2 separate regions of the Homo sapiens genome follow, and region 2 is linked to region 1. Evidence: chromatin loops called from intact Hi-C (ENCODE). Cell type or tissue: dorsolateral prefrontal cortex. All regions are shown on one strand. Links, peaks and the distances in the headings refer to the core of each region. The heading gives the core; the rest is flanking DNA. Region 1 has its middle 48 kb from the start of LINC02808. Region 2 overlaps FAF1 (Fas associated factor 1).

Region 1 (16,168 bases), core at 3,468-11,467:
ATCAACCCTAAGACACATAATCATCAGATTCTCCAAGGTCAAAATGAAGGGAAAAATGTTAAGGGCAGCCAGAGAGAAAAGCCAGCTCACCTACAAAGGGAAGCCCATTAGACTACCAGTGAATCTCTCAGCAGAAACCCTACAAGCCAGAAAAGAGTGGGGTGGGGGTGGGGGGCAATATACAACATTCTTAAAGAAAAGAATTTTCAACCCAGAATTTCATATCTGACCAAATTAAGCTTCATAAGTGAAGGAGAAATAAAATCCTTTTCAGACAAGCAAATACTGAGGGAATTCATCACCACCAGGCCTGCCTTGCAAGAGATCCTGAAGGAAGTACTAAACATGGAAAGGAAAAACCAGTACTAGCCACTGCAAAACACACTGAAATACAAAGACCAATGACACTCTGAAGAATCTTCATCAACTAGTGTGCAAAGTCACCAGCTAGCATCATGATGACAGGATCAAATTCACACATAACAATATTAACCTTAAATGTAAATAGGCTAAATGCCCCAATTAAAAGACACAGACTGGCAAATTAGATAAAGAGTCAAAACCCATCAGTGTGCTGTATTCAAGAGACTCATCTCACGTGCAAAGACACACAGAGGCTCAAAATAAAAGGATGGAGGCAAATTTACCAAGAAAATGGAAAGCAGAAAAAAGCAGGTGTTGCAATCCTAGTTTCTAACAAAACAGACTTTAAACCAACAAAAATCAAAAAAGACAAAAGAAAGGCATTACATAATGGTAAAGGGATCAATTCAACAAGAAGAGCTAACTATCCTAAATACATATGTACCCAATATAGGAGCACCTAGATTCATAAAACAAGTCATTAGAGACCTACAAAGAGACTTAGACTCCCATACAATAATAGTGGGAGACTTTAACACCCCACTGTCGATGTTAAACAGATCAATGAGATAGAAAACTAACAAAGATATTTGGAACTTGAACTCAGCTCTGGATCAAGTGGACCTGATAGATATCTACAGAACTCTCCACTCCAAAACAACAGAATATACATTCTTCTCAGTGCCACATGACACTTATTCTAAAATCAATCACAGAATTGGAAGTAAAACACTCCTCAGCAAATGCAAAAGCATTGAAATCATAACAAACAATCTCTCAGACCACAGTGCAATCAAAGTAGAACTCAAGATTAAGAAACTCACTCAAAACCTCACAACTACATGGAAACTGAACAACCTGCTCCTGAGTGACTCCTGGAGAAATAATGAAATTAAGGCAGACATCAAGAAGTTCTTTGAAACCAATGAGAACAAAGAGACAATGTACCAGAATCTCTGGGACGCAGCTAAAGCGGTGTTAAGAGGGAAATTTATAGCACTAAATAACCACATCGGAAAGCTAGAAAGATCTCAGATCGACACTGTAACATCACAACTGAAAGAACAAGAGAAGCAAGAGCAAACAAATCCAAAACCTAGCAGAAGACAAGAAATAACTAAGATCAGACTGGAGCTGAAGGAGACAGAGACATGAAAAATCCTTCAAAAAAATCAATGAATCCAGGAGTTGGTTTTTTGAAAAAAAAAATAGTAAAATAGGTAGACTAATGAAGAAAAGAGAGAGGAATCAAATAGACACAATAAAAAATGATAAAGGGGATATCACCACTGACGCCACAGAAATATAAACTACCATCAGAGAATACTATAAACACCTCTATGCAGAGGTGTCCTACTATAAACTAGAAAATCTAGAAGAAATTGATAAATTCCTGGACACATACACCCTCCCAAGACTAAACCAGGAAGAAGTCAAATCCTTGAATAGACCAATAACAGGTTCTGAAGTTGAGGCAGTAACAAATGGCTTACCAGCCAAAAAAAGCCCAGGACCAGATGGTTTCACAGCCAAATTCTATCAGAGGTACAAAGAGGAGTTCATACCATTTCTTCTGAAACTATTCCAAACAATTGAAAAGGAGGGACTCCTCCCTAACTCATTTGATGAAGCCAGCATCATCCTGATACCAAAACCTGGTAGAGACACAACAAAAAAAGAAGACTTCAGGCCAATATCCCTGATGAACATTGATAAGAAAATCCTCAATAAAAACTGGAAAACTGAATCCAGCAGCACATCAAAAAGCTTATCCACAATGATCAAGTCAGCTTCATCCCTGGGATGCAACTCTGGTTCAACATATGCAAATCAATAAATGCAATCCATTATATAAACAGAACCAATGACAAAAACCACATGATTATCTCAATAGATGCAGAAAAGGCCTTTGATAAAATTCAACATCCCTTCATGTTAAAAACTCTCAATAAACTAGGTATTGATGGAACATGTCTCAAAGTAATAAGAGCTATTTTTGACAAACCCACAACAAATATCATACTGAATGGGCAAAAGCTGGAAGCATTCCCTTTGAAAACCAGCACAAGATAAGGATGCTGTCTCTCACAAGTCCTATTCAACATAGTATTGCAAGTTCTGTCCAGGGCAATCAGGCAAGAGAAAGAAATAAAGGGTATTCAAATAGGAAGAGAGGAAGTCAAATTGTCCCTGTTTGCAGATGACATGATTCTATATCTAGAAAACCCCATAGTCTCAGCTCAAAAGCTCCTTAAGCTGATAAGCAACTTCAGCAAATTCTCAGGATACGAAATCAAGGTGCAAAAATCACAAGCATTCCTATACACCAACAATAGACAAGCAGAGAGCCAAATCATGAATGAACTCCCATTCACAATTGCTACAAAGAGAATAAAATGCCACCTAGGAATACAGCTAACAAGGGATGTGAAGGACCTCTTCAAGGAGAACTACAAACCACTACTCAAGGAAATAATAGAGGACACAAACAAATGAAAAAACATTTCATTCTCATGGATAGGAAGAATCAATGTCATGGAAATAAACATACTGCCCAAAGTAATTTACAGATTCAATGCTATTCCCATCAAACTACCACTGACACTCTTCACAGAATTAGAAAAAACTACTTTAAAATTCATATGGAACCAAAAAAGGGCCCATATAGCCAAGACAATCCTAAGCAAAAAGAACAAAACTGGAGGCATCACACTACCTGACTTCAAACTATACTATAAGGCTACAGTAACCAAAACAACACGGTACTGGTACCAAAACAGACACATAGACCAATGAAACAGAATAGAGACCTCAGAAATAAGACCACACATCTACAACTACCTGATCTTCGACAAACCTGACAAAAATCAGCAATTGAAAAGGATTACCTATTTAATAAATGGTGCTGAGAAAACTGGCTAGCCATATGCAGAAAACAAATTGGATCCCTTCCTTACACCTTATACAAAAATTAACTCAAGATGGATTAAAGACTTAAATGTAAAACTCAAAACTGTAAAAACTCTAGAAGAAAATCTAGATAATACTATTCAGTACATAAGCATGGGCAAAGACTTTATGATGAAATCACCAAAAACAATTGCAACAAAAGCTAAAATTAACAAATGGGATCTAATTAAACTAAACAGCTTCTGCACAGCAAAAGAAACTATCATCAGAGTGCACAGGCAACCTACAAAATGGGAGAAAATTTTTGCAATCTACCCATCTGACAAAGGTCTAATATCCAGAATTTACAATGAACTTAAACAAATTTAGAAGAAAAAAGAAAAGCAATCCCTTCAAAAAGTGGGCAAAGGACATGAAAAGACACTTCTCAAAAGAAGACATTTATGCAGCCAACAAACGTATTTTAAAAAGCTCAACATCACTGATCATTAGAGAAATTCAAATCAAAACCACAATGAAATATCATCCCCTGCTAGTCAGAATGGTAATTATTAAAAAGTCAAGAAACAACATATGCCGGCAAGTCTGTGGAGAAATAGGAACACTTTTACACTGTTGGTGGGAATGTAAATTAGTTCAACCATTGTGGAAGACAGTGTGGTGATTCCTCAAGGATCTAGAACCAGAAATACCATTTGACCCAGCAACCCCATTACTGGACATATACCCAAAGGAATATATATCATTCTGTTATAAAGATACATGCACACGTATGTTTATTGCAGCACTATTCACAATAGCAAAGACATGGAACCAAATGCCCATCAATGATAGACTGGATAAGGCACATATACACCATGGAATACTATGCAGCCAAAAAGGGATGAGATCATGTCCTTTGCAGGGACATGGATGAAGCTAGACGCCATCATCCTCAGCAAACTAATACAGGAGCAGAAAACCAAACACCACGTGTTCTCACTCGTGAGTGAGAGTTGAACAATGAGAACACAGAGACACAGGGAAGGACACAACACACACTGGGGCCTCTCAGTGAGGCGAGGGGAGGGAGAGCATCAGGACAAATAGCTAATGCATGTGGGGCTTAATACCTAGGTGATGGGTTGGTAGGTGCAGCAAATCACCATGTCACACGTTTACCTATGTAACAAACCTGCACGTTCTGCACATGTATTCTAGAACTTAAAATAAAATTTTAAAAAGTAAATAAATAAATAAGTGAATAAATGAAAACCTCACATTCTAAAAAGCAAATAAACCAACAAAAATTACAGGCACATGCCTGTAATTCCAGCTACTTGGGAGGCTGAGGCAGGAGAATTGCTTGAACCCAGCAGGTGGAGGTTGCAGTGAGCCAAGATCACATCACTGCACTCCAGCCTGGGTGAGAGAGACTCTGTCTCAAAAAAAAAAAAAAAAATGCAGGGCAACATAATTTCTAAGAATTCACTACACAAGGGAAAGCTCTTCCTGATAGTTGAAAACAAACTGATAAATATAGAAAAAATAGTGGAATTAGAAAATTACCACCAGATAGCATCATTATAACAATTGATTCAAGCAAGAATCATCAGTGATGCTAAAACTAGTAAGAGATAGGTGCTTATTAATTACAAAATGAAAAACAATAACTACACTGGAGAAACCTGGCAGGCACCTCCTTAAACATGTGATTAAAGTTAACATCACCAGCAACAGTAATAGATACCATGTGCCTCCTGATATGATGCACTGAGAAAAACACAGCATCACTTCTGTGATGTTCCTGCCAACAGTGCACGACCTAAATGTAGCTTGTAGGAAACATTAAACAAATTCAAACTGAGAGACATCCTGCAAAATACGTGTCCTATACTCTTGAAAAAAATGTTAATGTCATGAAGGCAAAGAAAAACTAAGGAACTGCTACAGATTAAAAGAGGCTAAAGAGACATGACAACTAAATGCAGTACAAAATCTGGAATTTTTCTGCTCTAAAGGACATTATAGGCACAGTTGGCAAAACCTAAATAAGTTCGTTACATAAAATAATAGCCCTGAATCAAAGTCCCTTCCTTCCTTCCTTCTTTCCCTTCCCTTCCCTTCTCCTTCCTTCCTTCCTCCCTCCCTCCCTCCTTCCCTTCCCTTCGCTTCCCTTCCCTCCATCTTTCTTTCTCTCTCTTTCCTTCTCCCTTTCTTTCTTTCTTTCTTTCTTTCTTTCTTTCTTTCTTTCTTTCTTTCTTTCTTTCTTTCTTTCTTTCTTTTCTCTTTCTTTAACAGAGTCTGACTCTGTCATCCAGGCTGAAGTGCAAGTAGCATGATCTTGCCTCACAGCAACCTCTGCCTCCTGGAATCAAGCAATCCTCCCACCTCAGCCTCCCAAGTAGCTGGGACTCCAGGTGCCCATCTCCACACCTGGCTAATTTTTTTTTTTTTTTTGTAGGGAAGGGGTTTCACCATGTTGCCCAGGCTGGTCTTGAACTCTCAGCTCAAACCATCCTCCTATCTTGACCTCCCAAAGTACTGGGATTACAGGCATAAGCCACAGCGCCCAGCCTAAAACCCATTTCAAAGTTTAAAAGCATGTAAAGGGATAAAGGGGCATCCTTATATTTTTTAAAATGCACATATTAGGGGAATCTGGTGTGAAAAGTAGATAGGAATTCTTATAATTTTTTCCCTGTCTGAAATTTAGGGAGAAAAATTTTTTAAAAGAGAAAATTTAAAAGCTGGTCAGGTACTGTGTGCACATGGGTCTGGTTTGTTGACAGTAGGCAGCCCTGGAGTCGGGGTGTTCTGACTGGGCCATTTCATTGGGTGTCTCCCCACACCAACTCAGTACCATCTTCCAGTCTCCTGCCTGGAAGGAGGTGCTAGGAGCCCAGTGAGGCAGCAAAAGGGTGCTGTGCTGAACATGCAGGACATAAACATTCACCTAATCTGTGTTCAGTACAGGGTTCCCACTCCCAAGCACCTCCCCTCCCAGGCCACAGACCCTCTGTTTTATCCTCTCTAAATAAACCTCTAGTCTTCTGGATTATAGGGGGAGAGTGTCATCTGACTGCAGGAAGAAGAATCAAGGGCTCTAACTACTTTCTGTTTTTAGCCTAACCTACTTCTAGAAGTGCCTGAGTATTCTGGGGGTTCCCAGTGTAAACCCAGTTGCTCATGTAGACCTGTTAGGGTGTAAGATGCAGCTTTCTGAGGTCTGTTGCGTCAAATGTTGCTCTCTGCTCCAGCTTCCAAAATGCTGCTTGAAATTTGCTAGGAGGGTAAGACTTAAGTATTCTCACTACACCAAAAAAGAAAAAAAAAAAAAAGGTAACTGTATGAGGTGACAGATACGTTAATTAGCTTGGTTGTGGAATCATTTCACAATGTATGCCTATATCAAAACATCATGTTGTACACCTTAAATATATACAATTTTTGTCAATTATACCTTAATACAGCTAGAAGAAGATTTTAATGCTACTGTCTTCGCTGTTGTTCTCTTTGTCCTTGTGGGTTTGAATATTTTAATAAAATCTCTTTGCTGTCATTTTAGTAGAGTTTCAGGAAAAACCACATGTCCAACCTGTCATCATCAACTGGAAGTCCTTTGCTATGTTTTCTAATCTTCTACAATGACATGCATTGCTTGTGCAATTTTAAAATATATTTAAGCACATAAAAGAACTAAATGTTGTGAAACCATATAAAACAGTTTAGAAATAGGATGTTCATCAGGCTTCTGACGGGAGGATAATTAAGCTCTGAAAAGCGGCTGGGTGATGTGAAAGAACTTGAAGATTGGGCTCACATCCCAAGGCTGTCTTTCATTGGCATTGTGACATGAAGGTGAATACAATCCTCTGTGAACGCATTTTAACCCTCGGTTACCATATGAGGGGAGGCGTCTGTAGGGTCAACTGCACAAGGCTTGAGAGTTCAAATCTCGCTGAATTCTAGAGGCAAAAAAGGAGGTCCTGCACCCAGGCCAAAGCCCTCCTTTGGCGCTGAGGCTCAGGAAAGAGCACGTCAGTACCCGCTGTTAACTCGGAACTGAGGCTGCAGCCAGGCCTCTGTCCCCCGCACCAAGAACAAGGTAAAAATAAATCCAGAGAGTGAGTCAAGTCAGGGGCTCGGCGCCAAACCCACAGCCCCGGCCCCATGGATGCATAGGGCGGTCCACACCTGTATCTACCAGCGCTCACCTCCAGCGTTAAACCCAGGTGCGCGGCGGCCGGGATAAAGTGGGGCACGCGAGGAACTGACTTTCTATATTATACCACACGGGGGCAGCAGAGGACAGGCAGAGAAAACCGAGAGGGTCTTGGGAATGGGGTGGGAGAAGGTAGGAGACTGGGAGAGAATATAAAGGGACAGAAAATACACTAAAAAGAGATGGCAGAAAAAAGAAGGGCGCGGGAGACAGACTCGGGGCGATAAAGGGAGGAAGCACTACTAACGTAGTGATCCCGCACATATGGACAGTTACTATGTGCAAGGTGCTGGGCACTCACTGTGTCATGGAGTACAGGAGCTCGTTTCATAGTTGAAGAAACAGGATGGGAGGTGGCGTGGCCAGCCTTCAGTCACAGCATGGGCACCAGCACCTACTGGCAGGGTTATTTAACTTCTCTGTGCCTTGCTTTTCTTATCTACCTCACAAGGTTGTGAGGATGAAATGAGATAACACGTGTAAAGCTCCAGAACAGCACCTGGCACATGGCTAACATTCAACAAACGCCAACGATGATGATGATGATGGTGGTGGTGGTGATGATGATGATGATGGTGGTATAATGATGATAGTGATGATGGTGATGGTGATGATGGTGATGATGATGATGGTAATGGTGGGGGTGATGGTGGTGGTGGTGATGGTGGTGGTGATGATGATGATGGTAGTGATAATGATGATGATGGCGATGATGGTGATGGTATAATGATGTTGGTGATGATGATGGTGATGATGATGATGGTGGTGGTGATGATGATGGTGATGGTGGTGGTGATGATGATGGTGACAATGAAGATGGTGGTGATGATGATGATGATGGTGGTGATAATGATGACAGTTATGATGGTGATGGTGATGGTGATAATGGTGGTGGCAATGATGATGGTGATTATGATGATGATGATGATGGTGATGATGATGATGGTGATGACGATGGTGATAATGATATTGTTGAATCCCTACATGGAGGAGGACCCTTGGTTTCCAGGTTTGTGGAGTGCTGTTGAAAAAATCTTCCCCCATATTTCAGATGGGGAACTGAAGCCCAGTAAGATTGCATGACAGCACAGGGACCTACAGCCATGCAATACGAGGGCCAGGATTCAAAATCAGGTCATTTGACCCTTTCCACCTCACCCTCTACCTCAGCACGGGACAGAAAGTGCCTGTTCATCCCAATTGCTAAAATATGTGCCACATTTACCTGCTGAGTGCAGCCTGATGCCAGGCCCAGGGCTGACACCATGTTTTGCTCTCAAGCAGCTTACTCTTGGGAATGAAAGGTCAGAGCGAAGAGCAGGTGGGAGGTCTGTTGGACGTGCTCACCATCCCTGTTGTGGACAAAGAGAAGAGGATCCGGTCCTGCTCATGTCTCACACGCCCAATTTCTGGCCTGTCAGGGACAAATATCTGGATAGTGAGCATGCCAAACAGATGTCACCAGGAGAGGGAGCATGTTGCTATGGGAGGAAGGCTGCACCTGGTCTCCAAAGCCTGACCTCCAATTGCAGCTGGGTGCCCCTAGGTCAAGTACTTAAACATCCTCCTCTGCCGCAACCTCTTCATCTGCAAAACGAGAATAATAATGATCCTCTCTTCCTCAACAAGGCAGGGTGAGAAGATGAAATGATGCGATTAATGCAAAGGGTCAGCCTGGCACACAGGATTCTCCAAGCAGGGAGTTCTGTTATCTGGAAAAGGAGAATGATAATATTCTCACTGGGTTATTTCATAGAGTGACAGAAATTATTGGTGTTCCAGTGCCTGAGACACAGCAGATATTCAATCAGCCCTGCTGCGTTAAATCAGATCTGCTGCCATGCTTCGTAGCATTGGAGTCCCTCACAGGGATGCAACGTCCCAATACAGGTTGGCCTTTTCAGCTAACAACAATAACTTGGGAACAATGCCTTTGCACCTCTCAACCATGTACCTCAAGAAGAATGTGTGCATGGGACGGTGAACACTTCAAAGGAGAGTGAGCTTCGGGACCTCCTTCAAGGAGCCCTGGGTCAGCCCCTGCTGTGTCCACTGGTGACCGTATGGTCCTCTCTCCTGATGCATCCCCTCCTTCCTTGGCCCTCACTCACTCTTAGCGGGTGACCCCAGACTGATTCACAGAGCCAACTGTGGCCCCAAAACAACCCCTAGCAGCTTTCTTTTCAACAGTGGCCAGCAACCTCCACAATCCTTGCCCCTGTCCTTCTGCCCCTCTGAAAAGCAGAGTCCTTTCTCTGGCCCAAAGCTACTCTCTGCCCATGCACCTCTTCATCCACCAGTTCCTCTCTCCTGGCAGCTTCCCACCAGAAGTGAAGCTGGCTCCACACGCCAGCAGATCGCCGCCACAGTCTTCGCTTTCTCCCCTCCTGCCCAAATGCTCTTCTCCTCTCCCCTGGCTTCCACCTCCACCCTACTCCTCTGAAACAAAGGCCCCTTGTCGCCTCTTGAAAGTTTCTCACCCTCTCTGAAGAGGCTTAGTGAATTTTCCAAACAAGCAATGAAAGGAAACCTCTCTATTTACCAAAGCAGCCCTTTAGCAGCCTGAAGCAGTGTCAACCCTCCCTCCTTAAAAACCTCCCATGCTCCTTTGATGCCAGCGCTCCAGGTTTTCCTCCTATCTCTCTGCCCACATCTCCTTTGACTCCTCAGTAGACTCCTCTTTTTCCCTGCTGACAATTCCTGAAATCTCTGTCTTCAGCCCAAATCTTTCACCTGAGCACAGACTCACATGCCCAGCTGCCTCCTCTCCATCTCCACTTGCATGTCCCACAGAAACCTTTGACCCAAAGTGTCAACAAATGAGCTGACTTCCTTCTCCCCTCCTCAGACTTTGCCATCTCCATGCCCTCAGCCAACCAAGCCCAAAAACTCTGCCAGACCCAGTGCTTCTCTTGTTCTCATCCCCGTGGCCAATCAACCTTCATGTCCTGTCAACTCTGCTCTCCAAAACTCCCTTGGGTCCACCTTCCTCCAGTCAGCCCAGGGAACACTCAAGACTACATTCCTCCAGTCCACCTGCTCTGGGAAGTCTTCCATGCTTGCCCCAGGCACCATTAGGGGCTCCCTCCTTGGAGCCCCCTGCCCTCTGTACACCACAGGTTGTGCACTGGCCACTCAGGGACCACAGCCAGCCTTCAGATGTGTAGTGTTTTCCTTCACTATGAAGGCCATCACACAGCTTTTAAAAACAAGTCACTACCAACTGTTGCCTAGAGCTGCCTAACATAACTGGCTGACTTAAAGTAACAGAAATTTATCCTCTCACAGTTCTAGAGACTAGGAGCCTGAAATCAAGGTGTCGGTTAGGTATGCTCCTGCCAACGGCTCTAGGGGAAAATGCTTTCTTGCTTCTTCTAGCTTCTGGTAGATGCCAGCAATACTTGGCATTCCTCAGCGGTGGCAGCATCACTCCAATCTCTGTCTCTGTCTTCACATGGTCATCTTCCCTCTGTGTCTCTGTTCTTGCTTTCTCTTCTTAGATAAAGACACATTGGATTAAGACCCACCCTAATCCCTATGACTCCATCTCACATCTGCAAAAAAACTATTTTCAAATAAAGTCATATTCTGAGGTTCCAGGGAGACATAAATTTCGGAGGGAAAGTATTCAACTCAATACTTTTTTTCTTTAAGTGATGATGTGTCTCCCTATGTTGCCCAGGCTGGTCTCAAACTCTTGGCCTCAAGACATCCTCCCATTTCAGCTTTCCAAAGTGCTGGGGTTACAGGCATGATCCGTGACACCCACCCTCAACTCAATACATTTAAAATAAGGAAATTTCAAATAAATATCCAGATTACCACTTCTCTTTTAAAAAATTGGATTTGGCCCCATATCCTGCATCTCAGATTCTTGCGTAGCTGCTGACGCTGAGAAGCAGCCTCCTCAGTCCCATTTGCACCGGGCATATATTCTCCACTTATCACAGTCCCTTCCACAAGGGGTCCAACAACTGCAATGGCAGGAAAGTGTTAAAGAAATATCCCAAACTTATCCCCCTGGAAACTAGTAGTAACTTTCTGTCAGAGTAAGAGAAAGTGGCAAAGGGGAGAGTTGTGTGCAACTTTTCAAGAGGAACCTGCTGTCACCCCAAGCACTTCTCTCATTTACATTATCTGCCTTGCCCCTGTAGGAATTTTCATCTGGAGCATGGCTGTACAACAATGGCATGTTCATGAGACTCTCACTCACTGGATGACCCTGTCCATACCCCACCCATATCCCCTTGTCCTTATTTACCATTCCTCAGCCTGTCTACTCACCTTCCAACTTCGATCATCTATGTTACTTTACCTAAGAGCTTCCTCTGGCTACCAGAGCCCCTTCTTCCTACCCATGGGCCATCCCTTAACCACGGATTGACAAAAGTTGGTGTATCAATACATCAGCTCCCTCACCCCTCAGGTGGAATCATTCTAAGGCATGAGTTCTACACTGGAGTGCTCACAGTCCCCCCGCAGGGTGAAGCTCCAGCTACTCACAGTGGCAACTTGTTTCTGTACCATACCCTCTGTTGGCTCACTACCTGCCCTGTCTCTTTTCCCTCTCTCCTGGAGAAGTGCTTCCTGGGATCCCCTGTCGAATAAGCTATTTGCACATGAGCCCTTCTCTCAAGGTAGGCTTCTGGAGAAAACCAAATTGGAGGACAGAAACATGGCCTGTTTGCCATATTCATCTCCCCATCCACAGAACACAGCACAATTAATAAGCACATCATAAAGAGTACTCATTATTCATCCATTTATTCAGCTATGTGTGTCTAGCTCCACTTCATGCCAGGCCTGGGCTAGAGGCTGGGATATATTGATGAGAGGGTGCACTAATTTTCCTGCCCTCCTGAAGCTTCTAATCCAGGAAAAACCAACTTTCAAGAAAACAGAGACTGCTTTCCCCTAGAAGCCAACAACATGGTCCTGAATAAACTTAGAAATGTTAAAAAAAAAAAAAAAAGTGGAGAAATAGCACAAGCTAGCAATGAGTAGGAACTAAAATGAGTGAGTTGATTCTTCATTCACCTGGCAAATATCCACTGAGTACCTATTCAAGCATTCCTGGCACATGCATGAATACTTAAACAGTCAAACAGAATACCAGAAAGTCAAAGTCAGTGTTCCCATAGAGAACACAGAGAATGTGGCAGCACCAAAGAGGAACTAACTCAGCCTGGCAGGCCAAGAGGACTCCCTGGAGGAGGCGTCACCTGAGCTGGGTCTTGAAAGACAAAAAGGTATTTGCAAGACATAGAAAGGAAAAAGCATTCTAGGTAAAGGAAACTGCAATAGAAAGATAGAAAGGTGTGACAAATAGATAATCTAAGATCACATCTCAAGGAGCTAGAGAAGCAAGAACAAACCCAAACCCAGCAGAAAAAAGGAAATAACCAAGATCAGAGCAGAACTAAATAAAATTGAAACAAACCAAATACAAAGATAAATGAAACAAAAAGCTGGTTCTTTGAAAAGATAAATAAAATGTGTAGGCTATTAGCAAGATTAACCAAGAAAAGAAGAAGATCCAAATAAGCACAATTAGAAATGAAATGGGAAACATTTACAACCGATACCGCAGAAATACAAAAGATCATTCAAGGCTACTATGAACACCTTTAGAAAACCTAGAGGAGATGGATAAATTCCTGGAAATATACAACCCTCCTAGATTAAACTAAGAAGAAATTGAAACTCTGAACAGATTAATAACAAGCAGTGAGATTGAAATGGCAATTTAAAAGCTGCCAAAAATAAAGTCCAGGACCAGATGGGTTCACAGCTGAATTCTATCAGACATTCAAAGAAGAATTGGTACTAAACCCATTGACACTATTTCAAAAGATAGAGAGGGAATCCTCCATAAATCATTCTATGAAGCCAGTATCACTCTAATACTAAAACTAGGAAAGCACATAACGAAAACTACTGACCAATATCCCCAGTGAATATAGGTGCAAAACTCCTCAACAAAATACTAAATAACTGAATCCAACAGCATATCAAAAAGATAATCCACCATGATCAAATGGGTTTTATACCAGGGATGCAGGGATGGTTTAACATAAATGAGTCAATAAATGTGATACACCACATAAGCAGAATTTAAAACAAAAATCACATGATCCTCTCAATAGATGCGGAAAAACCAGTTGACAAATTCCAGCATTGCTCTATGATTAAAACCCTCAGCAAAATCAGCATAGAAGGGATGTAACTTAAGTCAATAAAAGCCATCTATGACAAACTTACAGCCAACATTATACTGAATGGGGAAAAGTTGAAAGCATTCCCCTTGAGAACTGGAACAAGACAAGGACTCCCACTTTCACCACTTCTATTCAGCATAGTACTGGAAGTCCTAGCCACAGCAATCAGACAAGAAAAAGAAATAAAGGATATCCAAATTGGTAAAGAGGAAGTCAAACTGTCACCGTTTGCTGATGACATGATCATATACCTAGAAACCCCTAAAGACTCATCCAAAAAGCTCCTAGAACTGGTGAATGAATTCAGCAAAGTTGCAGGATAAAAAATTAATATACACAAATCAGTAGCCCTGCTATACACCAACAGTGACCAAGCTGAGAATCAAATCAAGAACTCAACCCCTGTTACAATAGCTGCAAAAATAAAAATAAAATACTTAGGAATATACTTAACCAAGGAGGTGAAAGACCTCTACAAGGAAAACTACAAAACAGTGCTGAAAGAAATCATAGATGACACAAACAATTGGAAACACATCCCATGCTTGTGTGAAATTGTGAAAATCACCATACTGCCAAAAGCAATCTGTAAATTCTTTGCAATTCACATCAAAATACCACCATTATTCTTCACAGAACTAGAAAAAAAATCCTAAAATTCAAATGGAACCAAAAAAAGAACCTGCACAGCCAAAGCAAGACTAAACAAAAAGAACTAATCTGGATGCACCACATTACCCAACTTCAAACTATAGTATAAGGCCATAGTCACCAAAACAGCATGGTACTGGTATAAAAATAGGCACATAGACCAATGGAGCAGAAAAGAGAACCTAGAAATAAAGCCAAATACTTAGAATCAACTGATCTTCAACAAAGCAAACAAAAACATAAAATAGGGAAAGGGCACCCTATTCAACAAAATGATGCTGGGATAAGTGGCAAGCCATATGTAGAAGAATGAAACCAGATCCTCATCTCTCACCCTATACAAAAATCAACTCAAGATGGATCAAAGACTTAAATCTAAGACCTGAAATCATAAAAATTCTAGAAGACAGCTTTGAAAACCCCTTCTAGACATTGGCTTGGGCAAGGACTTCATGACCAAGAACCCAAAAGCAAACACAACAAAAACAAAGATAAATAGAAGGAACTTAATTAAACTAAAAAGGTTCTGCACAGAAAAAGAAATAATCAGCAGAGTAGACAGACAACCCGCAGAGTAGACAGACAACCCACAGAGTGGGAGAAAATCTTCACAATCTATACATCTGACAAAGGACTAATATCCAGGGTCTACAAGGAACTCAAACAAATGAGCAAGAGAAAAACAAACAATCCCATCAAAAAGTGGGCTAAGGACATGAATAGACAATTCTCAAAAGAATATGTACAAATGGTCAACAAACATATGAAAACGTGCTCAACATCACTAATGATCAGGGAAATGCGAATCAAAACCACAATACGATACCACCTTACTCCTGCAAGAATGGCCATAATCAAAAAAATAAAAAACTAATAGATGTTGACGTGGATGTGGCAAAAAGGGAACATTTTTACTCTGTTGGTGGGAATGCAAACTAGTAAAAGCACTATGGAAAACTGTATGGAGACTCCTTAAAGAACTAAAAGTGATCCACCATTTGATCCAGCAATCCCACTCCTGGAGGGTATCTACCCAGAGGAAAAGAAGTCATTTTACGAAAAAGATATTTGCACATGTATGTTTATAGTAGTACAGTTTGCAATTGCAAAAATGTGGAACTGGTCCAAATGCCTATCAATCAATGAGTGGATAAAGAAAATGTGATATATACGTGTGTGTATACATATATATGCCCATATATACGTGTGTATATATAAATGTGGTGTGTGTATATATATATATTATATATATAAAATATATATATATAATGGAATACTACTCAGCCATAAAAAGGAACGAAATAATGGCATTCCCAGCAACCTGGATGGAATTGGAACCATTATACTAAGTGAAGTAACTCAGGAATGGAAAACCAAACATCGTATGTTCTCACTCATAAGTGGGAGCTAAGCTATGAGGACACAAAGGCATAAGAATAATACAATGGACTTTGGGAACTTGGGGGAAAGGGTAGAAGGGGGGTAAGAGATAAAATACTATACATTGTGTATAGTGTACACTGCTTGGGTGATGGGTGCACCAAAATCTCAGAAATCACCACTAAAGAAGTTATCCATGTAACCAAACACCAACTGTTTCCCCAAAACCTAATGAAATCAAGGGAAAAAAAAAGAAAGGTAGAAAGGAGTGGAGATGGGTCTATTTGGGTAAGTACAACTGGCTCAGTGTGGCTGGGACAAAGAAGAGGGCTCTCAAGGGAGGAGAAACAGGCAGAGGCAGAATTATGAAGGAGTTCCTGCACCAATCAGAGGCATTCAAACCTCCTTAAGCCTCAGTTTTCTCCTCAGTGGATGAACATCA
Region 2 (8,000 bases), core at 1-8,000, 240 kb after region 1:
ATCTTCATACATCACTAAGGAGATTTGGTTATGTCACCTGCAGACTCCTTGCTCTGCATGTGACACACCCAGTAACACAAGTGAACGAGATTCAAACTACAGCTTTACTGTTTTTATCTTTTATTCACTCAGTTTGTAAAATACAATTCTCTTGTGTTTTAAGAAGAACAATTAATATGAGACATTTTTTAAAAACCATATCTCAAGCTTGTCATCGTCCTCACAAGACACTGATGTAATTTCATCCAGATTTGGGAATGCTACCGGATATTAGCACTGACTACACTGCACTGATGATCTTTTTAATCTGTGTATTTGTATGTCAAGATGTATCCAACTGTACACTTAAAAAATGTATGGTTTATTACAGGTCAATTATACTTCAATAAGGCAGTATTCAGTGCTATTAATATATGCATTTATATCCTCATATAAAGTATTGCTTTTTTTTTTTTTTTTTGAGACAGAGTCTCACTCTGCCACCCAGGCTGGAGTGCAGTGGTGTGATCTCAGCTCACTGCAACCTCCGTCTCCCAGGTTCAAACGATTCTCCTGCCTCAGCCTCCTGAGTACCTGGGACTACAGGTGCATGCCACCAAGTCCGGCTAATTTTTGTATTTTTGTAGAGATGGGGTTTCATCATGTTGCCCAGGCTGATCTTGAACTCCTCACCTCAAGTGATCTGCCCGCCTCGGCTTCCCAAAATGCTGGGATTACAGATAGGAGCCACCTCACCCAGCCTAAAGTATTGCTTTTTGACATATATATACATACACCCATGAAACCATTCCGTATTTTAAAAAGCAGTTGTATAATAACTGCTACTATTAAGAGCTCAGTATGTATTGTTATTACACAAAGTGCTTTACACGCACTACCCCACTTAATTCTCACAATAACTCTGCCAGGTAAGGATTATAATCCCCACTTTAGAGATGAGGTTACTAAATCTCACACAGAATAAGAAGGTTGCCCAAAGTCAAACAGGTACTGACTGGTGAACCAAAATTAAAACTCAGGCACTTTATCTCACAACCATTTAAAAAGTATCCAATCGAACAACTATTAAGGCTCTAAGATATCTTGTCTTACTATCTGATAACCAGTAATTACTTTCTTTGGCTTAATTAAAACAGCTACTCCTAGATACCATCCATTAGTCAGAAACTACATAGTAAGTGCTTAACATATGTCTACCATACATGACAACTCTGTAAATTAAAGACTATCGTGATTGTACAAATCATAAAACAACCTTAGAGTAGTGGAGTAACCTGTCCAAGATAAATCAGGTACCAGATGGCAAACCAGATTTAACTCCAAAAGCCATGGAGTTTTCTATTACATCACATTTCCAACGTAGATAAGGTTTTTTATAGTAAGGAGTCCTGAAGATGACTTCTAGAATACCCCTTTTAAATTTTCAGATGCTTACTGTTCAGCTAAATAGATTACTGAGGTAGTTTTAAACCGAACTGAGTCATGAGGCTAAAATTTCATTTACTGCCAACCAAAGCGCAACTCTAAAAAGCTTATTTTTATTCACAATCCGAGGTTTCTTCTGCCCTTCCCCCAGCCATTTTTTTTGTCACTTATGTGCTAGAAAAGTCACACAGAGCTTTAATTTGTGGCAGGTTGAAGCAAGCTTATCAAGAATGCTAGTTACCAAGTGTACATGCACTTGTCTGGACTAGCCCACTGCCACATTCTTGTAGCAGGGTTAAACAGCAGTTTAGTCACCTCATAAAAAAGCACACTGTTAAAAAGGAAGTGACTAATAATATTCTGGAACCAACAGAATATTAAAAGACATGTGCAGGTCAAGATCAATTATCAACAAAACTCCTGTGTAAATAGCTCAAAAAACTGTGTTCTCTGCCTGGCCTTGCTGCGTTATAGTCCTCAATTGATTTGGCAAGTTGGTAAAGTTTAATGAAATAAACACCAACAGTTACAAGTTCTCAGGCTTTTTGCTATGTACATAAACACAAACACTACCATGTAAGCAACCGGAGCTGGAAGAAACAAGGATGGCTGCTATACATGGCTTCATTTTACACACAAGATACTAGATTTGGAAGAGTCCTCAGAATTCATCAGTTGCTTGTATCCCAACCAGGAGATCTTGAAGCCTTAGCTGAGTCAAGTGCTACTGCCATATCTTCCACCACTCAGCATCTCCCTTGCCCCATTCCAAGCTAGTAATAAGAATTTCCAGAGAGAAGGTATCAGCAGCCTTCTCTTAAACTTCTATCAGTGATCCCACCATCCCCAACAGATTCCAAATGAAAGGCAGTTTCTCCTCACAAGATAAGGGTCTAATCCTCTCACTTAACAGGAAAAGAAACTGAGGTATAGAGAGGTAAAGTGTTTGTCCCAAGTCTCACATCTGCTTAATGATAGCACAAGCATGTTCTCTTCTTGACTCCTAATCTCGGTTTTTCTTTTTCTTCTTTTTTTGTTTTTTGAGACAGTCTTGCTTTGTTACCCAGACTGGAGTGCAGTGGTACAATCACGGCCGACTGCCACCTCGATCTCCCAGCATCAAGCAATCCTCCCACCTCAGCCTCCTGTGTGGCTGAGTCTGCAGGTGCATGCTGCCATGCCCAGCTAATTCTTTAATTTTTTGTAGAAATGAGGGTCTCCTTATTTTTTGTAGAGATGGAGTCTCATCATGTTGCCCAGGCTGGTCTTGAGCTCCTGGGCTCCCCCTTTTGGCCTCTCAAAGTGCTGGGATTACAGGTGTGAGCCACCACACCCAGCCAGCTATGTGTTTTTTAAAGATGTTACAGTTAATTGTAAAATACTAACAAATATCTTGATTTAATTATCTCATATTTTCTTTTTAAAAGCTTTTGGAAATATATATAGTAATTTTAAATGCTCCTGACTTACTTTTTTGGTTTCTTTCATTTAATCTGGTGGGACTCTCAAAATCAAGGAGAATCACCTGATGCTATTTTCCACATTATAATTACCCACTTTTATGCTTCCTTATACTGTCCCAACATTATCTTGAGATTTTGGCTATCAAACAGAGGTTGCTCAATATAAAAGGTTTTTTTGTTTGTTTGTTTTTTTAATCTTCTAGGGCATTTCATCCCCTAAAACCAGATTATGTCATAGCGAGATAAAGAGCTGCTCACTGTAACAGAATTAGCACAATTTCTAAATGGATATGCTTTTATAACTAAACACAGACATCAATATTCTTGTACTTCATTACTTATTGATTTTAGTGAGTACACTAGAAGAGGTTCTGAAGTATTTTACGTCATTAAAATACTTCTGAAGAGCATTAAGTTACACAATAAGAAATACAACCCAGACCAGCCTAACACTGTCTAATGGCATAGTCCCTCATACCTTTTTAGAGAGAATGGTCAACTTTACCTATATAAAAAAGTACTATCCTCAGGTAAGTAAGTGCTCAAGATGTTATTTGTAAGGCAACTTTAAACCAAAGTTATTTCAGCTCAATCAAGAACTCTGTTTCAAAGTCAACTTTTTTTTTTTTTCACAGAGGCCAATAATCCACACTGTGAATTAAAATAGCCCTTCTTTCACAGTTCCTATCACTACAGCTTTATGCCATTTAGTTGCTTATGAGCACCCTCTGGTGGAGGGCAGAAGAGGGAAAAGAACATATTAAACACATTGCCTATAACCAGTAAGAAGGGTGAGGGGGAAAGAGAGATCTGGAATATGTGCAGATTTCTCTTGACTCTGCTTTTCTTCCTCATATTATTTGATAATTTAGAACTATTTGTTGAATGTTATACTAACCATATAGTTACTCAGAGTTGATAACTTATTCAATAAATATTAAGTTATTATATGTCAGGCACTTGGATCCAAATAACCTGGCCTTGGAGCCAGGCTTTGATAACTAATGTCATTTCTCAGGAAAGCTGCTTATCTCAAAACATCTCAGTTTCCTTGTCTGAGAAATGGGAATAATATCTTTGTTGACAGCAATAAAGAGATAAGTGAAAAAATATGTAGCATAGTGGACTAGATTTTCAACTTTAAAAAAATAAAAATCACACACCACCTCATCTTTGTGTCCTTGCCAGAAGGATTATCATATAGGTGTTTTCAGTTGCAATGCCCAATTATTTTTAAGAATCTAAGCCTAGATGACAGAATTGGTATCATTTAAGTATTTTATATCAACTTATGTCAATTAAATTTAACTGTATTAGTATATGTTCTAAAACATATAACAACCAAATATATTATTCAGTCTTTTCCATACCAAAGATATCCAAATGATGCCGACCAATGTTAAAGAAAAATTTCTTCCTAAGTGAACAAATTTAAATTATAAAGAGAGAAGGGTTTCTTATCATTTCCCACATAACATTCTTGTGAGTGCCAACCTGTGGAGAGCATTTTTGTTTAGATATATTGTAGCTGTGAGAGTTGCTTTTTTTTTTTTTTTTTTTTTTTTTTTGAGACGGAGTTTCACTCTTGTTGCCCAGGCTGGAGTGCAATGGCACGATCTCAGCTCACCACAACCTCCGCCTCCCAGGTTCAAGCGATTCTCCTGCTTCAGCCTCCCGAGTAGCTGGGATTATAGGGATGCGCCACCACACCTGGCTAATTTTTTTGTATTTTAGTAGAGACGGAGTTTCTCCATGTTGGTCAGGCTGGTCTCGGACTTCTGACCTCAGGTGATCCGCCCACCTCGGCCTCCCAAAGTGCTGGTATTACAGGCGTGAGCCACCGCGCCTGGCTGAGCTGTGAGGGTTTCTAAGGGCCCATATCTTATATCACTCATTACCTGCTTACGACTGGGAATTTCGAAAGGATACATTACATAGCCATGTCCAAAAGTGGAACTTGCTCCAGGTTTCCCATTCAATTCCTGCGAGAGGAACTAAACCAAAATTGAGAGAAAGAACAACAGGCTATTGGAGGCAAAAATAACAACAACAAAAACAAACAAACAAACAAATGAAAAACTAAAAAGGTATCTCTGTCTGCTGCAATGACTTTGAGGGACCAGTTAAGCCTCCTGAGAACATTTAGCTTAAAAACATTTAACTAGCCTGTAAGCCACCTTTTTTTTTCCTGTTGCCACCATTAAAGCAAAGCAAAAATTGTTCTTTTACATCTTTAGGCTTCATGGTGCCCTTGTATGACTCCTTTCTGCCATAAGTCAGCCTGTGGTATGATTCCAGGTGTGTAAATACTTGGGAAAAACACTATATATAGAGCAAAGGACCTGGGTTAAAACTCTAAATCTGCCTCTTATTCATTCTGTGACCTTGATCGACTTTCTTCTCTAAGTTTTATCACCTGTATGATGAAAAAATTGGACTAGATGATTCTCATGTTTTCTCTCACCCTGAAAACTTTTTCAGTCTGATGTTCAAGGCCATAACCCTGCCCACCTTTCCAGCCATTACCTCCCACTATTTTTGTATACAGGTTTCTTTGCTCAATGATCCAAAAATGTGCCTTGCATGTGCCTACTCTTAGGCTTCTGCTCAGTCCATTACTCTTGCCTGGGTTTCCCTCACCATTCTTTTCCATCTGTCTATTTCTTAGGCATGTGAACATAATATGAGGAAAATTTAAGTGACAAAACTTCTTCAAAACTCAGCTCAATCTCTTTCTGAAAGCCTTCTATATGACCTCCCCAATTTCACATTTTTCTGTCTCCAAAACACTTGGTATCTTTTGGTAGTCAATCATATCCAGTGACACTCGGACAAATCTTCCAGATAAACCTCATTTATTCAGCTAGTTCCTAAGGGGAGACCCAGAATCCCAGGTGGGAACTGAGTAGACAGAGGCAATGTGGATGTCACAGTGATGCAGGGCAGGCGAGTCCCAAAACTAGGGCTTAGCACAGAAGGGTTCTTGGCTTTGCCCAGAAAAGAATTCAAGGGTGGACCAGAGGTGTTAAGACAGCAACTTTTATTGAAGTGGCAGTGTACAACAGTAGCAAAGCTACTGCTCCTTGCGGAGCAGGGCTCCCCCATAGGCAGTGTGCTCAGAGTAGCAGCTCAAAGGCTGTTCTGCAGTCATATTTATACCTGCTTTTAATTACATGCAAATTAAGGGGTGGTTATGCAGAAATTTCTAGGAAAAGGGGGATAACTTCTGGGTTGTTTAGTTGTTGACATGGAAAGGGGCAGTAACTTCTGGGTGTTCCCATGGTAATGGTAAACAGACATGGCACAATGGTGGACATGTCTTATGGAAAGCTGCTTTTGCCCTGTCCCTATTTTAGCTAGTCCTCAATTTGGTCAGGTGCCTGAGCCCTGCCTCTGGAGTTCAGTCCCGCCTTGCACCTCAATAGACAAAGGTTTTACATGAGTGGGTCAGGAACTGGACCCAAAGGAGGGGAAAGCCAAATTCCTAGAGATCAAAACTCTGTCATCCTACATCTTTGGAAGTCTGCCCAGGCCATAACCATGTATGACATTTCTGTTCTGTTCACTAGGGAAATGGTAATCCTAAGAGAGGCTGCAACATTGCTTCAATGAGTACAACGGATGAGGGGACCTGCTGTCCTAGGAGGGGAGGGGAAGAAGTAGTGTCTTACTGAAGAAGGAGAAGTCCTACCCCAAAATGTCTCCCCCTATCTCTCAAATCATTTGTATCACTGACAACGAAGTATCTGGAAAAATGTGTCATTGTAAGGTAACTTCTTTGGTAGGTAGATGTCACTATACTTCGTTGCAGAGGTATAAAAGCAGAGCAATTATGAACTTGGACTCCAAAGCCATTCTTCTAGGGTTTGAAATCCTGGCTCTGCTGGTTAAGAGCTTGTATGACTCTGGACAACTCTCTCACCTTCTCAGTGCCTTAATTTCCACCTCTGTAAAGTCTTATAAGTTACAAGATTGTTGTGAAGATTCAAGAGTATGTGTATCTGAATCTGTCTATCAACCAATATATCTATCTATGCTTGACTGTATGAATGTTGCTAAATCACTCTGGGGGAACAGACAGACAGTACTATAAGTAGAGTGCAAAATACCATTATCCACTCACTTAACTAATAGTTACTGAACAACCACAATGTGTCAAGACCTCAGCTGAGTGCTAGAGATAGAGCCAATGGTGAACAGTTTCTGCTTTGATAAAGCCAATAATTTTCCAGGCTTTAGGTTTGTGAATAAAGTATAGATCATGCTAGTTCTATTTTATGCTATTCTGCCTAATCCTTGTTATTCCCTCTTAGTAAGAATGAACCTGGCATAGCTTGCCACACCGCCATTTCACAGACAAGAAAAATGAGGCTCATATTTTCACCCAGGGTCGATCACAGACCTAACAGACAGCAAAACTGAGTCAGAACTAACTTCATCTCTAGTATTTATTTGAGGCAAGGTCTCACTCTGTCACCCAGGCTGGAGTGCAGTGGCTTGATCACAGCTCACCACAGCCTTTACCTCCCAGGCTCCAACAATTTTTCCACTTCAGCCTCCTGAGCAGCTGATACTACAGGCACATGCCACCACATCTGGCCAACTTTTTTTAAATTTTTAGTAGAGTCTTGCTATGTTGCCCACACTGGTCTCGAACTCCTGGGCTCAAGCAATCCTCCTACCTTAGCTTCCCAAAGTGCTGGGATTACAGGTGTGAGCTACTGCGCCTGAAGATTCCCAGCTTTTAAAAATGACATCATCTCCACCTGAAACATAAACCAACCAGGCTGACTTGTCAAGCTTTTAATTTTGGGGATGCAGGAACATGGTGAAGTTGAATTATGGAAAAAAAAAAAAAGTTAAGTCATTAGATTGCCCAAAATATAACTATATTTTAAGACCATGAAAAGAATAAAGAGAACAACTTATGTTGCAAAACCACGTTTCACCTGTTTACTCCCCCACACCCCCACAGTTAGCTTCTATAGCCAGGAAATTTATAAACAAAAATCTCACTTTAACTTTTCTATACTCTACTCAGGTCAGGCAAACATAGTCATTAGTGATTTGAATTAGTTTGCTAAATAAATTAAAGTATACTTTTAAAAGACA

What was found. Peaks named below come from ENCODE experiments on the same cell type or tissue, not always from the same donor. Only the 100,000 strongest peaks of a DNase experiment are listed, where the experiment ranks them.
Region 2: a loop joins it to region 1, with 6 times the contacts of the local background. A loop is called at or near these places in 31 of 110 quality-filtered maps.

What each region holds. Positions count from the first base shown.
Region 1 is chr1:50,361,083-50,377,250 of GRCh38, forward strand. No RefSeq gene overlaps it. Among named protein-coding and RNA genes, the nearest start is that of LINC02808, 48 kb to the left of the region's middle. In dorsolateral prefrontal cortex, for the core only: CTCF peaks have their summits at 7,552 (motif pointing right), 7,763 and 8,943 (motif pointing right); a DNase peak (open chromatin) is centred at 7,499; H3K4me3 peaks cover 937 bases; H3K27me3 peaks cover 675 bases.
Region 2 is chr1:50,602,061-50,610,060 of GRCh38, forward strand. The region is part of intron 8 of FAF1 (Fas associated factor 1); the gene reads right to left. Among named protein-coding and RNA genes, the nearest start is that of FAF1-AS1, 160 kb to the left of the region's middle. RefSeq lists an enhancer at 1,286-2,485. In dorsolateral prefrontal cortex, for the core only: a CTCF peak has its summit at 3,617 (motif pointing left); no DNase peak of the experiment used is centred there.